Regions from separate parts of the Homo sapiens genome. Here region 2 is linked to region 1. A link is a loop called in an ENCODE intact Hi-C map of the cell type or tissue named here. Cell type or tissue: Caco-2. All regions are shown on one strand. Links, peaks and the distances in the headings refer to the core of each region. The heading gives the core; the rest is flanking DNA. Region 1 has its middle 20 kb from the start of RAB37-AS1. Region 2 holds the start of GRIN2C (glutamate ionotropic receptor NMDA type subunit 2C).

What was found. Peaks named below come from ENCODE experiments on the same cell type or tissue, not always from the same donor. Only the 100,000 strongest peaks of a DNase experiment are listed, where the experiment ranks them.
Region 2: a loop joins it to region 1, with 2.7 times the contacts of the local background. A loop is called at or near these places in 47 of 110 quality-filtered maps.

What each region holds. Positions count from the first base shown.
Region 1 is chr17:74,651,415-74,663,062 of GRCh38, reverse strand. No RefSeq gene overlaps it. Among named protein-coding and RNA genes, the nearest start is that of RAB37-AS1, 20 kb to the left of the region's middle. In Caco-2, for the core only: a CTCF peak has its summit at 5,455 (motif pointing left); a DNase peak (open chromatin) is centred at 5,422; H3K27me3 peaks cover 132 bases.
Region 2 is chr17:74,855,238-74,863,692 of GRCh38, reverse strand. GRIN2C (glutamate ionotropic receptor NMDA type subunit 2C) reads left to right here and starts at 3,808. Exons shown (of 13, transcript NM_000835.6): 1 at 3,808-3,949. FDXR (ferredoxin reductase) reads left to right here. Exons shown (of 12, transcript NM_024417.5): 11 at 447-617; 12 at 746-1,196. The coding sequence ends at 876. RefSeq lists an enhancer at 2,283-2,981. In Caco-2, for the core only: CTCF peaks have their summits at 1,256 (motif pointing right), 3,569 and 3,770 (motif pointing right); a DNase peak (open chromatin) is centred at 1,302; H3K4me3 peaks cover 951 bases; H3K27me3 peaks cover 1,101 bases.

The sequences.
Region 1 (11,648 bases), core at 1,472-9,471:
TGCTCAAAATCATGGCACAGTTTTAATCTGTGCTTTGTCTTTTTATATACTTATTGTTTTCTCTTAAGTTTATGATTGCCTCTATTTTTGCTTGTTGAGAAAGAAAATGCATGTCTTCTTCATTATGTTCCTCATATCTTCCAGTTTTCCACTCTTTGGTATGCATTCCATTCTCTTCTTGAATCTCAGTGACTTTGTGTTCTGATATGGATTGGCTTCTTTGTATTAGATAATGACTTTGTTTTACTTCTTCCCCCTGAGTTTCTAATTTACTTTTTAAATTTTTATTTTTTGAGACAAGGTCTCACCTTGTCATCAAGGCTGGAGTACAATGGCGCGAACATGGCTCACTGCACCCTTGACTTCCCAGGCTCAACTGATCCTCCCACCTCAGCCTCCTGAATATCTGGGACCACAGGCATGAGCCACCATGCCCGGCTAATTTTTTGCAGAAATGGAGTTTCACCATGTTCCCCAGGCTGGTCTTGAACTCTTGAGCTCAAGCAATCCTCTTGCTTTGGCCTCCCAAAGTGCTGAGATTACAGGCATGAGCCACTGTTCCTGGCTCTAATTTGTTTTTAAACATTGAATTCAGGGACTTCAACAGATGCTCAAGGCTCATTTTCTAAGCTCTCATCTACGTCATCTCACAAACCTCTCTGACACAGTGTTCTATCTGTTTATTCCAAGAACTGGTTGTCTCTGGGCCTGCTGCGTAGCTATAGCTCTGACATTTTCCTTTAGTTCTATTCTTACACGGATTCAGTATTTCTGTGGCTCATTTATTCTGCTTTCTTGGTCTACTCTCTCATGAACTTGGTTTACTTTTCTTGCTTTATTCCTCATGAATAAGTATTCAAAGAAGTGACTTAAGAATTTACTTAAATAATTGCTTAAGAAAGAGAGCATGGGAGGTGAACTTCCTGAGTCTTTACATATCTGAAAATGTATTTGTTCTGCTCCTACTCAATTTGGGCTGGATTTGGAATTCCAGGTTGAAGGCTCTTTCTCGGGGGTTTGAAGACATCATTGCATTGTCTTCCTGGATACTCTTAGGAGTTAATATTGCTAATTGAAGTGCTGCTCATAGAAAGTCTTTTGCCAGACTAATTCCTCTGCCTTTGGGGATGGCCTGTTTTAGTATTTAGTATGTATTTTTTTGCTTTGGAAGCCTTTCTTTTCTATTCTTCTCTCTCTCTCTTTCTTTCTTTCTTTCTTCTTTCTTTCTCTCTTTCTCTTTCCTTCCCTTCCTTCCTTCCCTCCCTCCCTCCCTCCCTCCCTCCTTCCTTCCTTCCTTCATTTCTTCCCTCCTTCCTCCCTCCCTCTCTCCCTCCCCCTCTCTCTCTTTCTTTCTTCTCTGTCTTTGCCGGAGTGCAGTGGTGTGACCTCGGCTCACTGCAACTTCTGCCTCCCAGGTTCAAGCGATTCTCCTGCCTCAGCCTCCCAAGTACCTGGGATTACAGACACATGCCACTGCGCCCGGCTAATTTTTATATTTTTAGTAGAGACGGGGTTTCATCCTGTTAGCCAGGATGGTCTGTCTTGAACTCCTGACCTCAGGTGATCCATCTACCTCAGCCTCCCAAAGTCCTGGGATTACAGGCATGAGCCACTGTGCCCGCCCTCTAAAATCTTTTCTTAATCTATGGGTTTCTGATATTCTGCATGAATTTATATAACCATATGCCTATTTATATCTATTGTGCTGGGTACTCAGTCTACCCTTTCAATTTGAAGATGTGTGTCTCCTTTCCTCTCTGGGAAATTCTCTTGATTTAATTTTTTTCTCCCCTTAATTGTTACTGTATTTTCTGAAGTTCCCAAGTAGTCAGATATGATCATTTTCCATCTCTTTGTCTTTTCTGCTCTATGAACTAGGATATTTCCCTACTGTCATCTTTAAAATACTTACAATGCATTACTTTTTAGCAAAATTCTTTTCAGTTTCCAAGAATTATATTTTTGTTGCCCAGGTGTGGTGGCTCATGCCTAATCCCAGCACTTTGGGAGGCTGAGGCGGGTGGATCCCTTGAGGTCAGGAGTTCGAGACCAGCCTGGCCAACATGGTGAAACCCTGTCCCTACTAAAAACACAAAAATTAACCGAGTGTGGTGGCATGTGCCTGTAATTACAACTACTTGGGAGGCTGGGGCAGGAGAATTGCTTGAACCTGGGAGGTGGAGGTTGCAGTGAGCCGAGGTCATGCCACTGCACTCTAGCCTGGGAGACAGAGAGACTCTGTCTCAAAACAACAACAACAACAACTATATATATATATATATATATATATATATATATATATATATATATATATATATATATTTGTTCTCTTTTAAATTTTTTAAAATTGTGGTAAAATATACGTAATAAAAAATATACCATTTTAACCATTTTTAAGTGTACAGTTCAGTAGTGTTAAGTGCATTTACATTGTCTTACAACTCATCTCCAGAACTCTTTTTGTTTTGTGAAACTAATGCTCTATACCCATGAAACAACAACTCCTCATTCCCCTTCCACCCAGCCTCTGGCAACCACTTTTCTACTCTCTGTGTCTATATGCATTTGGCTAATATAGGTATCTCATAAGAGTGGAATCACACAGCATTTTTCTTCTCGTGACTAGCTAATTTCACTTAGCTTAATGTTCTCAAGGTTCATCCATGTTGTAGCATGTGTCAGAATTTAATTTCTTTCTAAGGCTGAACAATATTGTATTTGAGAATAAGATATTATATATTAATAAATAATATTATATAGGATGGCTTCTTTGTATTTAGATAACTTTCTTTTTCTTACAGTATATAATATTTATTCTTAGATACAATATATTAAATACAATATATTACATTGTAATCTTAGAAAGAATACAATATAATACAATAATATTGTCGTCTTTCTTTTTTCTTTTTTTGAGACAGAGTCTTGCTTGGTTGCCCATGCAGTGGCGCAATCTCGGTTCACTGCAACGTTTCTCCCATGACTAAGCTCTGGGCTGTTGGAATGGGTGAGGGGTGCACTGCAGGGAAGGGGCAGCCTCCATATGCAGCCACCTATCCCCTCCCCCTCTGGCATGCTTGGATGGGAATGGAGGTTTTGAGTTGTATTGACCTAGGAGGAACAATGGTGCTGTCTCCTTCCTTGGGGCTTTGGAGAAGATCTGTTCATTTATTCTTCCTTCCTTTCATTCATTCTTAGCCAGGTACTGTGCTAGGCACTCAGGATAAATAGACAAAAGAGCTACAGTTCCTGACTCTAAACAGCCGACAGTCTACCGCTTGTGACTAACAGGTGCAGAAAGATCATATCATGGGATAAGGGTCATGATGGTGCATGAGGGAGGCATTGTAGTGCAGTGGCTGAAAGCTCAAGCTTGGACCCAGCAGACCCGGGTCTGCATCCTGACTCCACTGTGTGTTATCTGTGCAGCTTTGTCTATTATTTCATGTTGCTAATCTTCACTTTCCTCTTTCAAAGTGTCATTATGAGGATTAAATGAAAGAATGCGGCCGGGCCTGGGTGGCTCAAGCCTGTAATCCCAGCACCTTGGGAGGCCAAGGCAGGTGGATCACTTGAGGTCCAGGGTTCGAGACCAGCCTGGCCAACATGGTGAAACCTCGTCTCTCCTAAAAATACAAAAATGAGCCGGGTGTGGTGGTGAGCATTTGTCATCCCAGCTACTTGGGTGGCTAAGGCATGAGAATCGCCTCAGCCGGGAGGCAGGGGCTTCAGTGAGCCGAGATTGCTCTATTGCACTCCAGCCTGGGCGACAGAGCAAGACCCTGTCTCAAAAAAAAAAAAAAAAAGAAAAAAGAAAAAAAAAAGAAAGAAAGAAAGAATGCATGGTAAGTGCTAAGCCCAGTGCCTGGTATATACTGAGTGCTCAATATGGGAGCTGTCATTGTGAATAACATGAGCGTGCCAGAAGTCTGGAGGAGAGGATGACCGCTTGCTCTGCCTGGAGGTGAGGAGGAAGGTGGGACTCGGGGAGGGCTTCACCCAGGAAGTGGCCACTAGGCACAAACGTTTCCTTCCCTAGAAAAGTCCCCCAGTGATAACTTCTCCTGTCCCAGCATCCCAAGGAGCCACCTTTTTGACCATTGAGAAGCAGCCTCTAATAAGAGAGAGCCTCTGTAAGGCCGCCCAGGCCCTGCCCATGATGCCAGACTTCTGCTGCCATGTCGTTTGCCTTCTCCATTGGGTGCTTTCCGGGAGATACAAGGATGCATGATGAACAAGTGAACCTTTATTGTGACACCAATGTGTCGCATGATGTCATCGACTCTTTTGCATGTATTATCTACTTAATCTTATCCAATACTCCCCTGGAGGAGGCTATAATTCTTCCCATTTTATAGATGATGAAAGTGAGAGTCTGGGACATTAAGTTCATCACCAGGATCCTGCAGACGGCAGACAGAACCAAGATTCAGTCCCTAGTGGTCTGGCCCCACGTTGATACGCTTTCCGCCATCCTGCAGCTGCCTTCTGCTTATAGAATCATCAGCCGAGAACTGTGGCTCAGGAAGGGACTGTGGAGGTTTGTTTGGTGCTTTTAGCTCCATAGTTGGAAAAACTCTCTGGCACACTGAACTTTCTTGACGCTAAGTTCCAACCTATCCTGCCACTCAGTCAGGATCAGGAGGAGGAGACGCCAAGGGGGTCTGCCTCTCCAGAAGTGTACAGAAAGTGCTCAGTGACATCGCCATATCTGCCCCAACACCCTCATTCCTGGGACATACAATAGCCACTCTTACCTGGAACCTGTGGCATTAAGACCACCCCCATGGAGCCGGTCGCGGTGACTCATGCCTGTAATCCCAGCACTTTGGGAGGCTGAGGTGGGCAGATCACCTGAGGTCAGGAGTTCAAGACCAGCCTGGCCATCATGGTGAAACCCCGTCTCTACTAAAAATACAAAAAATTAGCGAGGCATAGTGGTGGGCACCTGTAATTCCAGCTACTCGGGAGGCTGAGGCAGGAGAATTGCTTGAGCCTGGGAGGTGGAGGTTGCAGTGAGCTGAGATCGTGCCATTGCACTCCAGCCTGGGTGACAGAGCGAGACTCGATCTCAAAAAAAAAAAAAAGGAAAAAGAAAAAAGACAGAGAGAAAGAGAAAGAGACTATCCGACTATCCCCATGGGCTAGGACTCCGGGAGTTTGTGGTCCTTCTTGGTTTTTGTTTTTGTTTTTTTGAGATTGAGTCTCTGTTGCTCAGGCTGGTGTGCAGTGGAGTGATCACAGCTCACTGCAGCCTCGACATCTTAGGCTCAAGTGATCCTCCCACCTCAGCCTCCCAAGTAGCTGGGACTTCAGCGTGTGGTCCTTCTAATGGTCATCAGCGCGGTAGTGCTCTCCTGTAGCACAGAGAACAGCAGCTGCAGGCTGTGGGAGAAGCTGCGTCTAGGCAGGCTCCTTCACTGAGTGCCAGGCTCTTTGCAGCTCGCTGCCTCCTCCTTGTGGACATTTGTCTCCAGCAGGGTCTCAGAACTTGGTGACTGTGTCATCAGAGAATTGACAAGCTCAACAGCCCCAGGGAGGAGGAAATTCTATTGCCCAGTCTTCAGGGAGGGCCAGTCGAATTATAAAAAGCCAGCAAAATTTACCTGGACTTCTCTCAGCCACTCTTTCTGCTCTATTTCCTCTCTCTCATGTGGCATAGCCCTTTTTCCATGTGAGAAATATACTTTTAGGAGAGAAGATATGTCATTTGCATCATACTGTGATTTTAAATGCACATGTCACCTTTGCAGAAGCATTTGCTCTTCAGGTTTTCTCCTGGACTGTGGGTGTTACAGGTGTTTTTCTTCCATAGCAGCGGCTGGTGTGTGCGCATGCACACATGTGTGCTCTCTGTGTGGGAGGCATCATAGTTTTGAGAGCGTTTGCTGAAGTCACACTTCACTTGGCCATGGAATCCCCTCTTAAACAACCTGCCCTGCTCGCAGTGATCAGTGGGTTCAAGTTCACGTATTCTCTCTGGGCTCTTTTGTGCTGTCGTTCGTGATTGTTTTCCTCAAGGCACATAGCTGAGGATCAAAACTAGGAAGAAAATTCAATCCCTCCTTCCAAGAGCTGATAATGCATCATGCCAAATCATTTCTTCATCGGTTAACCTAGCTTTTCTTTAAATTGGACCTCAGGGTGCTCAGAATTGGGTCAATCATCATAATGGAATTCTGAGACACTCATCATTCACCCGTGGACAGTCCACTTTCATTCATTGGTTTATTCCAATGTAATAAGGCTCTGTAAACCCAAAGCAAAAGCTAGGGCCTTGGCAATAACCTACATTTAACCATATACTCATCCCACTTCACTCCCCAAATTGAGAATCATCCTGATTCCTCTGTCCATCAATCCTTTGCTTTCATTTTTAGGTAGTTTTATTGCATCTATATGCATTCCTAAAGATGCATTTAAAAAATGTTAGTTTTTTTTTTTTCTTTTTGAGATGGAGTCTCACTTTGCTGTCCAGGCTGGAGTGCAGTGGTACAATCTCAGCTCACTGCAACCTCTGCCACCCAGGTTCAAGCGATGCTCCTGCCTCAGCCTCCTGAGAAGCTGGAACTACAGGCATGTGCCACCATGCCTGGCTAATTTTTATGTTTTTAGTAGAGATGAGGTTTCACCATATTGGCCATGCTGGTCTTGAACTCCTGACCTCAGGTGATCCACCTGCCTTGGCCTCCCAAAGTGCTAGGATTACAGGCATGAGCCACTACACCGGGCCTTTTCTTTCTTTTTGTAGAGATGGGGTCTTGCTATGTTGTCCAGGATGGTCTCGAACCCCTGGGCTCAAGCAATCCTCCTGCCTCTGCCTCCCTAAATGCTGGGATTACAGGTGTGAGCCAATGTGCCTGGCTGGTTGCTTTTTTGATTTAAGATTACGTTGCTTAGATTCTTCTGTATTGTGGCATGTCTGTTGTTTTGGCTGCTGCATAACGTTCTGCTGAGTGAATAGCCCACATTTCTTTCATCTATTCTTCCACTGAAGGGCATGTGTGCTGTGCCTGGTTTTTATCTGCTGTGACCAGCACTGCAGGGAACTTTCACATACATGTCTCCTGTTGTCTGTGTGCAAGAGTTTCTCTTCATCTTCCCATGTGAGAAGCGGTAGTTAATTTATTTATTTAGAGACAGAGTCTCGCTCCGTCGCCCAGGCTGGAGTGCAGTGGCGTGATCTCAGCTCATTGCAACAACCACCACCTCCTGGGTTCAAGCAATCCTCCCACCTCAGCCTCCCAAGTAGCTGGGACTACAGGTGTGCACCACCACACCCAGCCAATTTTTTTTTTTTGTATTTTTAGTAGAGTCGGGGTTTTGCCACTTTGCCCAGGCTCGTCTCAAACTGCCGAGCTCAGGCAATTCGCTCGCCTCTGCCTCCCATAGTGCTAGGATTACAGGTGTGAGCCACCGCATCCGGCCAGAAGCATTTATTTAAGGTCAGCTGCATGTGTTGCCTATGCTGAGGTCACATATGGTTGGGTCGTGAGGCTGCGGGGCTCTGCAGGAAAGCCGTGTGACTTATGGAGAGGAAACTGGGATTTTGGCTCAGACAAATGTGTTTCAAGGTCTACCTGAGCCACTTGTAAGTTATTTGACTTGGACCACTTTCTTGACTTCTTTGAGTTGCAGTTTTCATATTTTAAAAATGGAGGCCAGTGCGGCGGCTCACGCCTGTAATCCCAACACTTTGGGAGGCCAAGACAGGCAGATCACTTGAGGCCAGGAGTTCGAGACCAGCCTGGCCACCATGGTGAAACCCTGTCTCTACTAAAAATACAAAAATTAGCCAGGCATGGTGGCAGGCACCTGTAGTCCCAGCTACTCAGGAGGCTGAGGTAGGAGAATCGCTTGAGCCCGGGAGGTGAAGGTTGTAGTGAGCTGAGATTGCACCACTGCACCCCAGCCTGGTAGACAGAGTGAGACTTTGTCGAAAAAAAAAAAAAAAGGAATAATGTATAAGAAATGAGGAGAGGTCAAAGCACGGCTGGGAGGAGGTGCTGCAGCCCAGGAGCAGGACTGCACGGCAGGTGATCATGCTCACTTTGAAGTCAGCACACCAGGCCCACATGCACCAGAGCACTTCACTTACTAGCTTATGACCTGAGGCACACACTTAACGTTTGGAGTCTGTTTCCCTGTGGTTGGGGGTAATTGCACTGAGCCCTGAGGGATTTTGGGTGGATTTGATGAGATCATCCATCCATCCTTGTCCCGGTGCCTGGGATACTCAGTCAATGTGAGCTGCTGTTGCAGACCTGGGACTAGTGTGAGCACTGTACAAAGGCTGAGTGTCACCAGGGTGGGACACTGCAGAGGAGATTCAATATCAGATTCAGCATATTAATATTAATTGAACATAATAATGAATATACTACTATTTTCCTTTACAGACTTCAAATATCAGGGATCAAAAATACAGATTTCCCCAAACTTTCTTTTTTTCTTTGAGACAGAGTCTCGCTCTGTCGCCCAGGCTGGAGTGCAGTGGCATGATCTTAGCTCACTGCAACCTCCACCTCCCAGGTTCAAGTCATCCTCCTGCCTCAGCCTCCCGAGTAGTTGGGACTACAGGCACCTGCCACCACACCCAGCTAAGTTTTTGTATTTTTAGTAGAGATGGGGTTTCACCATGTTGGCCAGGATGGTCTCCATCTCTTGACCTCGTGATCCACCCGCCTCAGCCTCCCAAAGTGCTGGGATTACAGGTGTGAGCCACTGAGCCGAGCCCAGACTTTCTTATTCAGAGTATCCTGGGGTGAGGCTTGGGGGTTTGCATTATTATAAGGTTCTAAGGGTGACTCTGACATGAAGACAAGTTCAGGAACTCCTGAACTGATGGCATCAATCAACGTGCCCTGGAAAACCATTCAGAAAGGGCTTTAGTTTCCCAAATGAGATGAAGAAGAACTTTAGTTGCGCAGGAGGAGAGCACTGGACAGAATTAAGAAGAGAGTCTAGACTTATTAGGGGAGGAGGAAGGACATGACCTAGACCGCCACATTGCACGTTCATGTAGAAGATGGTGTTAATGACCCCAGTGTCACCTCCAGAGCACAGCATGGTGCCATCTGCCATGGGGTCTCCTAAAACTGTGCAACATATTCCAGTGCTACCACCAGGAATAACATCTATTTATATTGTTTACAGTGTTTCCCTCTAGAGCCAGACGACTTAGGTTTGAATCTAGATTCATCCCTTACTGGCTCTGTCACTGCAACTTCTCTGTGTCAATTACCTCATCCGTAAAATAGAGATAATAATAATGTATATCTCAGGTTGTTGTAAGGGTAAAGTGGGTTAATATGGAGGGCTTCATAAAAAGGCTTAGAATAATAGCATCCGCACTTAGACAGTGATATGTAGGTGTCGACTGTTGCCTTCATCTTTGTCTTTGTCTTCGTCATCATCATCATCAACATCGTCACTATTCTGCCATAAATTCCACTTATTATACAAGTGCATGTAAATGCACTTCATCTAAAATGCAAGCAGCACTATTAAGAAAAAGAATAGGAGAGGGATAGCTATTGTTTTCCTCTCCCTAATATTTCGAGTAAGAAAAGATGCAATTTCTCAGTACGATAAAACATGGAAAATATTTCTAGTTATCCTCCAACTCTCCCCTTTTCAGTAACAGAATTTTTGGCTGGGCACAAAATTTAAAAACATTTCTCAGCCTCCTTTGCAGGGAGGTGTGGCGACATAACTGAATTCTGGCCAACGGGATGTGAGAGCAGAAGTCAAGCCCAGAGAGAGATTGGAGCAAACCCTCCTCTTCCTCTCTTCCCTTCCTCTGGGTGGGATGTAGGGGTGGTGGTGGGTGCTGGAGCAGCCATCTGATGCTGAGATGGAAGCCCAGTGCTGGATGGTAGAGCCATGGGCTGGAAGAACCCTGAGGCTGTGGAACTGCCATATCAGCCTTGAACTGCTTACCCCTGAATGTTGGAGGAAAAATAAATAGATTTCTATCTTGTGTATGCCCTACATAAGTTGGCTTTCAATACAGTAGCTGAATGAGTATTCTAGATAATATAGTTGTTACATGTATAAGGAATAAACATTCTACCAGGTGACCAAAAGAGCAAAGGAATAGGGAGAGATGGAAGACAAATCCTTATTTGAATGATGTAAAGTAAGAGACATAGGGAAGGAAAAGGGCTGGATCTAGGGCGAGGTGACAAAGGTGTCTACGGACAGTCACTCTCAGGGTCATGCCTGCACCTCGGGAAGACTCCTTAGATTTTGTGCCCTACGTGCCTTTTTTGCCTTGCTGTGGTCTGGACCATGGAAAGGAGAGAAGATGGGTAATAGAGGGAACTGAAGAAGAGGGATGGGGGTAATGTGGAGAGAGAGGAGAGGCTGGGGATGGATTTCAGTAAAAAGGAATCAAAGGAGAAGAAAAGAAGAGGGGAAAGGGGAAAGAAAAAAGTAAAGAGTAACTTTCAAGTTAGTGGTTCAACGTGGAAAGTTTTTAATTCAGAGAGAATATTTCTTTACACCTAATATTTTAGAAGTGGGAACAGATGGAAGGTCTTATTTTCATCTTCCTGCCCTAAAAATTAGGCCATAGGCAGGAAGAAAAATATTGCACCAGCAGGAAGAATATGACAAAGGACAGCGACTTATGATAGTCAGGTGTGTGTCAGCAGCCCCAGTGCAGCACAGCCAGGTTTGAAGTGAGGTCACCAGCAGTGGTTGTGGCTGAACCAGAGGGGAACCTACTTTTAAGACAAGTTATGAGAATGGGCTTTTGGTCCCATTTCCAGAAGGCCACATTGCGGGTGTCCTAGCTGCCTTGTGCTGTTCTATCAGCTATGGCATCAGGATCTGCCCGGCAATTAGTGGCTGTGGGACACACTAAATAAAGCCAGCCTTGAATAGTCTCCTGGAGTCTAGCACTGTCTGCCTTTTATACGCCCAGGCATTTCATAACCTCATTGTCAGTTCTGCAGTTTCCTACAGCATGAAGCAGAGAAGGGGAGATTTGGACTCCAGAGAGGGGCCATTGGGTAGGGGGCAGACACCCTGAACATTGCAATTATCTAGAATTGCTGTTTTGTCCAAAACTAATGGTTGTGCCTCCACACATAACTCAGACAGGGCTTTATTTCTCCTTCAGAGAGCTGGGAGAGAGTGTTGGTAGAATGGAGGTAGATGTTTGGTAGAAATAGAAGGAGAGAGCACTCATTTTTCTTAGGGGAAGGCTGTAAGTCTGGGAGGAGCTGGCCTCTGTTGCTCTATCATCTCCCTCTAGACAAATTACCCCATTACTGGCCAGGCACAGTGGCTCATCCTTGTAATCCCAGCCCTTTGGGAAGCCGAGGTGGGCAGATCACAAGGTCGGGAGTTCGAGACCAGCCTGGCAAAGAGACAAGCCTGACCAATACAGTGAAACCCCATCTCTACTAAAAATACCAAAGGTAGCTGGGCATGGTGGCAGGCGCCTGTAATCCTAGCTACTTGGGAGGGTGAGACAGGAGAATTGCTTGAACTCGGGAGGCAGAGGTTGCAGTGAGCTGAAGATCGTGCCATTGCACTCTAGCCTGGGCAACAGAGCGAGACTCCGACTCAAAAAAAAAAAAATGTACTCCTTTACTTTAGTGGACCAGTGGGGAAGGAGCAGAAAGAATAGGTGAGAA
Region 2 (8,455 bases), core at 141-8,140, 200 kb before region 1:
TCATTAAGTCATTCAACAAACGTTTACTGAGGTCTTTTCTGGGTTAGGCCCTGTGCTTAGTGCTGGGATTGGAGATTAATAAGGCAGCCTGTGTCCTCAGGGAGCTTCCAGTTTTACTAAGTGCCCACATACCTATCTAGTGATTAATTCACTTGGTAAACATTTACCAAGGGCCTACTGAAACTGCAGGGGAGCAAGCCTCAGCTCCTAAGCTTAGGGATCCCCTCATCTACAGGGAAACTGAGGTGTAAGGGGGTCGGCCTGGTAAAAACAGGGAGAGAAGAATCCAGGGCAGTGGACCAGCGGCCACAGCAGGCTCAGCCGACAGTCTGCCAAGAGGCGTGGGGTGTCTGTGTGCGTGCACGTGGGTGTAGATTGTGGGCACAGGATGGCCAGGGTGGTATCCAGCCACCTCCCTCCCTTCCCCTTTTGTTACCCCCTCTCAGGCCTCTACTGCAGCGGCTGGGTGAAGAGAGGACCTACAGGTGTCATAGCCACAACCATGACTGACAGCTTCCTCACCGGCCAGATGCTGCTGCAGGACCTGAAGGCTGGGTTGCTCCCCTCTGGCCCCAGGCCTGGCTACGCAGCCATCCAGGCCCTGCTCAGCAGCCGAGGTCTGGGCCCCGATGCTGAGGTCCTGGGAGGTGGGGTGGGTGGTCCTTCTCTGGGCCTCACTCTTTGGGAGGGGGCTGTTCTGGGAGGGGTGAAGGAGGAGGTGTTGACAATCTCCCCTCTGCTTCAGGGGTCCGGCCAGTCTCTTTCTCAGACTGGGAGAAGCTGGATGCCGAGGAGGTGGCCCGGGGCCAGGGCACGGGGAAGCCCAGGGAGAAGCTGGTGGATCCTCAGGAGATGCTGCGCCTCCTGGGCCACTGAGCCCAGCCCCAGCCCCGGCCCCCAGCAGGGAAGGGATGAGTGTTGGGAGGGGAAGGGCTGGGTCCGTCTGAGTGGGACTTTGCACCTCTGCTGATCCCGGCCGGCCCTGGCTTGGAGGCTTGGCTGCTCTTCCAGCGTCTCTCCTCCCTCCTGGGGAAGGTCGCCCTTGCGCGCAAGGTTTTAGCTTTCAGCAACTGAGGTAACCTTAGGGACAGGTGGAGGTGTGGGCCGATCTAACCCCTTACCCATCTCTCTACTGCTGGACTGTGGAGGGTCACCAGGTTGGGAACATGCTGGAAATAAAACAGCTGCAACCAAGAGCCATGGTTGATGGGGGACTTTTTTTGGAAGGGTTGGGGTCGGGGGTCACCTTCTGGCCGTAGCTCCCCTACCATCACCAGGTGGCGCTGCAGAGACGGCTCCCTGCTCAGGGGCCTCATTGGGGGCTTGATGGGGCTCGGCAGCCAGGCCTGGCATAGCCACCCTTCCTTTCTCCGCTCGGCCCTGCTGTGGCTGCGGGTTGCCTGTCTTCTGTCCACACTAGGGCTGCCCGGGACCGGGACCGGGACCACCCCTCCCTGGGGAGCCCTCAGTACAATCAAAACAGAAAAGAAATGGGAGCGGGGGACTGAGAAGCAGCTTGTCCCCTGTACCTCTGGGTGCCCCAGGCGAGTCTAGCCTGGGGCCCATTCTTTGGCTCTCAAAGCCTTCCTGCTTCCGTTTCCAGTCAGACACACTGGCCTTTAAAAATAGTGCCTCAGTCTCCCTAGGGCTTTGCAGTGTCCAGAGAGTGGTCACTCCCTTTTATGGCAGCCCTCAAGATGCTGCCTCGCTGTATAACCTGAGGGGTCCTCGAAATTGGCCCAAGGTCACACACTCGTGAGCTGCGGGCTCAAACCCAGGCTCCGGGCAGGCTGGTGTGTCCTCCGAGGCGCACTTGCCCCGAGTGTCAGGTCTGGGGACGCGGTTCCGGAGAGGGGAGAGGGGCCCGGGAATGCGGCGGGAGGGGCCTCGAGGGGCAGCGGGCCGGGCCGGGCCGGGGCGGAGGTGGCGGGCCCCGGCGGGGCGGGCCCTCGCGGGCGGCGGTGAGAGCTCCCGCACAGTCGGCTGCGAGCTCTGGGAGCAGGAGGCGCGGTGCGCAGCCCAGCCCGGGACGGAGCCGGGCGCCGTGCGAGCTTCGGGAGGGTCGCGGGGCGCAGGGGCGGGTCGGGGCCAGCGGACCAGGCCGCGCCACCCGCCCCCGCCCCCGCCCCGCCGCGCCCGGGCTCCGGCGCCCGCGGAGCTGAGACTGAGCGCGCCAGCCCTCCGGGGCCGAGGCTCTGGGACAGACACCGCGAGGGAGGCGGCCGGCGCGGGCTCTCGTCGCGGGCGCAGCGCCCCTTCCCCTCGGTAAGTGGCGAGCGGCGGGCGAGGGGCACCAACTTCGCCGCCAACTTGGGGCTGGGTTCCCGCGGCGCGCGAGCAAGGACGGCGGAGACAGAGGCGGGACACCCGGGGGGTTGGACCCACGCAGGACTCTCGGGGCTCAAGGAGGGGGCGGCTGGAGGACCCGGACCCTCAAGAACCTGGCCTTGGGTTTTGACCCGGGCGGCCGGAGAGAAGGCGAAGAAGAGGCCGAGCAGACAGGCGCGCGGCGGACGCGAGAGAAGGACGCGGGCGAAGCGTCCAAGACGTTCGTCCCCAGGGTCGCCGAGCCCTCCTCCTCCTTCGCTTGGCGCGGCAGCACCGCGGGACCAGGGGAGTCTGGGCTGCCGCGGACCCAAACTGTTGCTGCTGGAAGCCGCCGGGGCGGAGAGCGGGGAACAGGGCCGGGAGTGGGGGCCGGGGCTGGGATCCACCAGAGCGAGGGGTTGGAAAGGAGTCGAGAAGGTGAAAGGGGGCTGTGCGGCTCCCCAGCCCAGTGCCCCAGTTTCCCTAGGTCTGCTGGGCACCTGCTGCGCACTCGCCTCGGCGCCCAGACCCCTTCCCCCGCCGCGAGTCCCGCTTCTTCCCCTTCCAGCTCTGCCCCATCTCCTTTGCCCCAGCCTAGCTCTCTCCTTCCTGCGACCTGGGAGAATCGGAGTGGGCTTCCAGAGTAGTGGCATCTTGCAGATGCTGGCCCGTGCCCGGCTCCCGGGCTTCCAGAGCGCAAAGGGAAGGGTAGGCAGAGAGGGCACTGGGCGAGCAAGACCTGGCGCTGGGCCCTGGCTGCGCACCAGCCGCCTGCGCCGGTCTCTGGGGGCTTCGCCCAGGATCCCCGACGGCGGGGAGGGGAAGCCCCGAGTCTCCTGTTTCCTGCCTACGCGGGCAGGGCGGGGACACGCGGAGCAAAGGCACCCGGCAACCTGAACCCCCAGGTGCGTCCCGCGACCCTGCAAGGAGCTGCTGGGTGAGCAAGACGGGAATTCCCGCCAGGCCCTGATGCCCACCCCATTCGTCCACTCGGTTTCCCAGCCCTGGTCGTCCAAGGGGACTTCTGGCTCGGTCCCCCAGCCCTCGGATGGTGGCGTTATCTTAGTTCAGTCCCTGACCCCGGGCCACAGGAAAATCGAGGAAAGACACTTATTTGGGGAGGGTACCATTCCGCTGGCTGTATTTCAGAGCCCGTCCAGGTCTTGGCGGTGCTAGTGACTTTGAGCCTGTTTCTAAACTCCCGAAGAATAAGAGCGTGCCAGGGGCAGGTAGGCAGGTCCGGGACACCTGGGTTCGCCCAGGGCCCCCGGGCGGGCCTGGGATGGTACTGGGGCCGCCTGCCAGGCTGGCTTGGTCCCCCCACTGCGGGACTCGGGGTCACGACCCAGCTTGGGGGAGTGGGGGTGGGGGCCCCGGAGCCGCGGACGCCGGCGGGGGGCAGCGTGGGGCGGGGGGCGCCGGGTGCGTGGTGCTCAGCTTGGCCGCCAGGAGGCGTGGCGCGGGTCCCCGCCCGGAGCCGCCGCCGCCGCCGCCGCCGCCGCATCGCGAGTGTCCTTGAGCCGCGGGTGACGGTGGCTCTCGCTGCTCGCGCCCCCTCCTCCCGCGGGGGGAGCCTGATGCCACGTTCCCTATGAATTATTTATCGCCGGCCTAAAAATACCCCGAACTTCACAGCCCGAGTGTAAGAGATTGCTGCGGAGGGGAGGGGGCGGGGCGTCCCGGTGGCCAGGGGGAGTCCGGGCGGGGTCCGCGGAGACGGGGGCCGTAGCCTTGGAGGAGCAAGAACTCCGTGCCCCCAGCAGTGGGGCAAGCTAGAACGGCGGTCCTCTCCCCTGGCGCCTGGGTTCGGGTTTTGGCTGGGCAAAAGGGAGGGAGGGAAACCCGACGGCAAAGGAGGGGCGGCTCACCGGAAGGGCAGGGGGTCCGGGGGTTCTGCTGGTGGGTGGGGAGGACTCCTGCGACAGAGTTTCCTAGCCTGGGAGAGGGAGAGCCATCGGTATCTCAGATGTGAGCGGGTATGAGTGCGGGAGTGTGCATGTGTGTGCAGGTCCGTGCCAGGGGGTCTGGCTGAGCTGTGAGGACCCGGGAAGGAGAAGGCCCCCAGCCTGGGAAGGTGCTCAGACCCTTCTAGATGCTGCTGTGTCCTGCAGGACTGACCACTGCCATCCTCTCTGGGGCTCTTTGGGGATCTCTGTGTTTGTCAAACATTAGTTTAAGGGCTGTTTGTGGAAGGGGTGAGACCCTGAGTGGGTGGGTGGGCAGAGGTCTCTGAGACAATGTGTCTGCCCTCAAGGAGCCCGCAGTCCAGTGTGGGGCAGGGTGTTAATGAGTGCACACACACCTGCCGCAGGGCAGAATGGAGGGGTGGAGGGGACCACTACACAGAGCTCCCCACCCAGGAGGGGAAGCCAGGGCAGGGGGAAGAAGGGCAGGTGCCCCAGCCTGGCCGCAGTCCCTGCGCCTAGAGCCTGAGGCATCAAGGCAGGTGCCTGTGGGAGAGGGATTTCAGCTGGGCCCTGAAGGAGAGTAGACTTCTGTTGGGATGAGGACATTCCAGCCTGGGGGATGCTGGAACGAGGCCTGGAGATGAGGGCAGAATGGGGCTGTTTGGCCAGCAGACTGGCAGAGCTGTGGGTTCCAGGGATGGGAGGACGGTTGGTTGCGGTCAGGGTGCAGAGGGCTCTGTCTATGGGACTAAGCTGTCTGGACTTCATTTGTGGGCACCAGGGTGTAGCTGTCCTGTGTGAGGAGGGAGCAGTGGCTGGAGGAAGGCTTCAGCAGTGCAGTGGGGCTGGCGGGGGTGGGTAGGTGGGAGGTGGGGAGGGGGAGGCAAGGGAGGAGATTGTGGCGGGGGAAAGTGGAGTTTGTCCCTCCTACCTCTGTAGGGTGGCTGGGTTAGACGGGGTGATGAGACAGAATTCGGAAGCTCCTTGAGTCTGCCCCTTGCTATTTGGAGCCCAGGGACTTACCTAGTTTTGGCCCCTGGCTCTGGAGGTATTCTGGGATCCCTCCCCCATTTTAGGCCCCTTGATTAGAGGTACAACCTGCCTCAACTCCCCCACCCCCCGACCCCCAACCCCCAACCCAGCAGGACACCTTCCCTTTGGAGAGAGTCTCTGGTGTCCCCAGCCCATGAGGATGTCTTCCTATTGGAGAGAGTGGGAATGAGAACATTTTCAGCTATTACCAGACCCTTATTCCTTCATGTGAATGAGCTCTAGGTCCTTGGCTAAGAAAAGGTCTTGACTGGGGAGGGTGGAAGCTTGAGGGGAGTAGGGAGTTGGAAAGAGAAATACATTTAGAAAAAGGAGGTTGGAGATGCTAATGGCAGACTGCTTATTCTGCCCCTTTGCAGTTGAGGGAGAGCCTGGGCCCTTCATCCAGGGTCACACTGTCCAAAGAAATAAAATGGGAGCCACAAGTACAATTTAAAATTTTCTAGTAACCACATTAAAACAAATAGAAACAGGTGACGTTAATTTTAATAGTATATTTTCTTTGACTAAACATACCCCAAATGTTATTATTTCAACATGTAATCAAGATACAAGTGTTTACGAGATTTTTTACATTCTTTTTCCCTGTTGTCTTCAATGTGCAGTGTGGCATGAAATTTTACACTGATAGCAAACTCCGTTTGGGTGAGAGATGTTTCTGGTACCCAATAGTCGTGTATGACTGGCGGCTCCTATACTGGGCAGCACAGATCTAGAGCTCATTACTGGGAGGCAGGGGTAGTAGGAGGTTTGGGGCTCCCCAGAGGGCAAGGAACCTCTAGGACCTGGAGGTGTGGGCAGAGGTGAGCAGACAGAGGCCGTGCAAGGGGAGCGACAAGCATGTCAGTGTCCTTTGTGGTTGAGATCTGACATCCCTGATTGGTGGTGGCAGCTGAGGCATGGCATGGCATGGCTAGGATCGATCCCTTGCCAGACTCAAACATGTCTCTGGGCTGTCAGTTCTGTCACTTCTGTCACTTCTGTGTCACTGTACTAGGGAACCGTACACATGGGAAGATTTCAAGGGCGCCACCATGAGAGCAATATTCCCTTCCTTGCCAAAACTCTTGTCTTCTTGGCCTGAAATTCTACCACCTGGCACTTTAGCTTAAGGCTCTGATTGTGGTTAAACTACATCTCTCTTGGGAATGAGAACCCTTTCAGCTATGATCAGTCCCTCATACCTTCCTGTGAATGAGCTCTAGATGCTTAGCTAAGAGAAGATCTTGACGGGGAGGCTGGGGAGTTTGAGGGAAGTAGGGAGAGAAGGTTGGAAAGAGAAATATATTTAGAAAAAAGGAGGTTGGAGGTGCTAACAGCAGCATGCTCATTCTGCAGATTTGACTCTAAGTTCCTGGAGGGCAGGGACCATGTCTCACCCATAGGGACATTCCACCATCCAGCGCCTGCTGCAGGGAAGGGGCTCAGCACACACGGGCCAATTGATGTTTCTACACTAAAGTTGGTTTAGTGGGTTCCCTGGAGGGATCCTTTCAGTGCCACCCTGGGGAGAAGAGGAACTTTCCTGAATGTTCCTGGTAGCCTCTTGCACTTCCCCGCTCTCTGGATTCCTTAGAGAGAACTAGAGATACAAGAAGGCCCATATGTCTGTAAGACATTAGGCTTTGGATTAAAAAAAAAGAGAGAGATAGCTGGGTGTGGTGGCTGACGCCTGTAATCCCAGCACTTTGGGAGGCCGAGGTGGGCAGATCATGAGGTCAGGAGATCGAGACCATCCTGGCTAACACGGTGAAACCCTATCTGTACTAAAAAATACAAAAAATTAGCCGGGCATGGTGGTGGGCGCCTGTAGTCCCAGCTACTTGGGAGGCCGAGGCAGGAGGATGGCATGAACCCGGGAGGTGGAGCTTGCAGTGAGCCGAGATCGCACCACTGCACTCCAGTCTGGGTGACAGAGCAAGACTCTGTCTCAAAAAAAAAAAAAAAGAGAGAGAGAGAAATTTGGTGGCAGGCAAAAGGAAGGCCCTGTGAGAAAGCTGGAGCCTGCCCAGCAGTTGTCTCGGGCCCCATCCCTGAAGGGCATCTGTCTTTCGGAGGCGTGGTTTCTGGCAACTGCTTGATTTTCGTGAGCATTTCTGTAGCAGAGATGTGCAGATCCTGGGGGAGGCGGGAGGGCTGGAGTGGCAGGCTCACCCTGTCCACCCTTTAGCTCTTCCCTGCTCAGAAGTTTTGCTGGGGATGTGATGAAGATGGGAGAGATGGCAGTGCCATGGCCGATGGCCAGCTGGGAGGGAGAGTGACATCCGTGGGCACCACTCCACTCAGGCTTTGTGTTACCCTCACTGCTGTGGCTCTTGGTCCCAATCCAAAATAATGACATTTAGCAAGGATACGTGTCAGGCCCCTGGGTTGGGTTCAAAAGATCCTGCACGCCAGTGATGGCCCGAGAGGCCAGCTCACCAGCTCATGTGTAACAAGACCAAACCCCAGCTCACCAGCTTGGGTTTTCCGGTACCCCTGAGCTCTGAACAAGTCAGTGCTGTTGCACCCTGCTGCGGAAGAGCTGCTACTAGCTGAGGCCACAGAAGGAAGGGCTGTAGTGACGTCCAGTGCCCAGGAGGAGGGGGCTCTGTGCCAGGCAGAACCATGCAGAGGAGGGCCCTTGGGGCTGGCCCCATGGCAAGCAGGGCACACTGACCAGTAGCACAGGCCCTGGTGAGAGACAGATGGAAGATCCGGTTTAGACTATGAGGAGGACTGGCCGGTGGGGGTGGGGGTTGGGGGTGATGCAAGAGCTGTCTTCCTTCACCTGGCTGGGGGCCTGTCACCTGCGGGATGAGGTCACTAATCCCAGCAAATAGCCTGTTAGCTCATCTAAGTCCTCACACTGCTGTGATTATTTCAGGCAAGAAAACATGGCTCAGAGAGGCTAAGTGACTTCCCTAAGATCACACAGCCAGTTAGTGGCAGAACTGGGACACGAACTCAGATCTGTCTGACTCAAATCCATGCACTTGAACCCCAGACTAGCATTTTCAGTATGACTTCCTAGGGCAGAACCCACTGGCTGAGTTTTGGAAGGCATCAGTAGACTGGAGGGCTGGGTCCCGGTCATGGCTCCTGTTCTTCCCCAGCCCTTGCTCTTCTGGGATGCCCTTGGGATGCTCAACTAACCTCTGTCTCTTTCTCTTTGTCCGTGTCTGTCTGTCTCCCTCTCTCTCCGCCTCTCT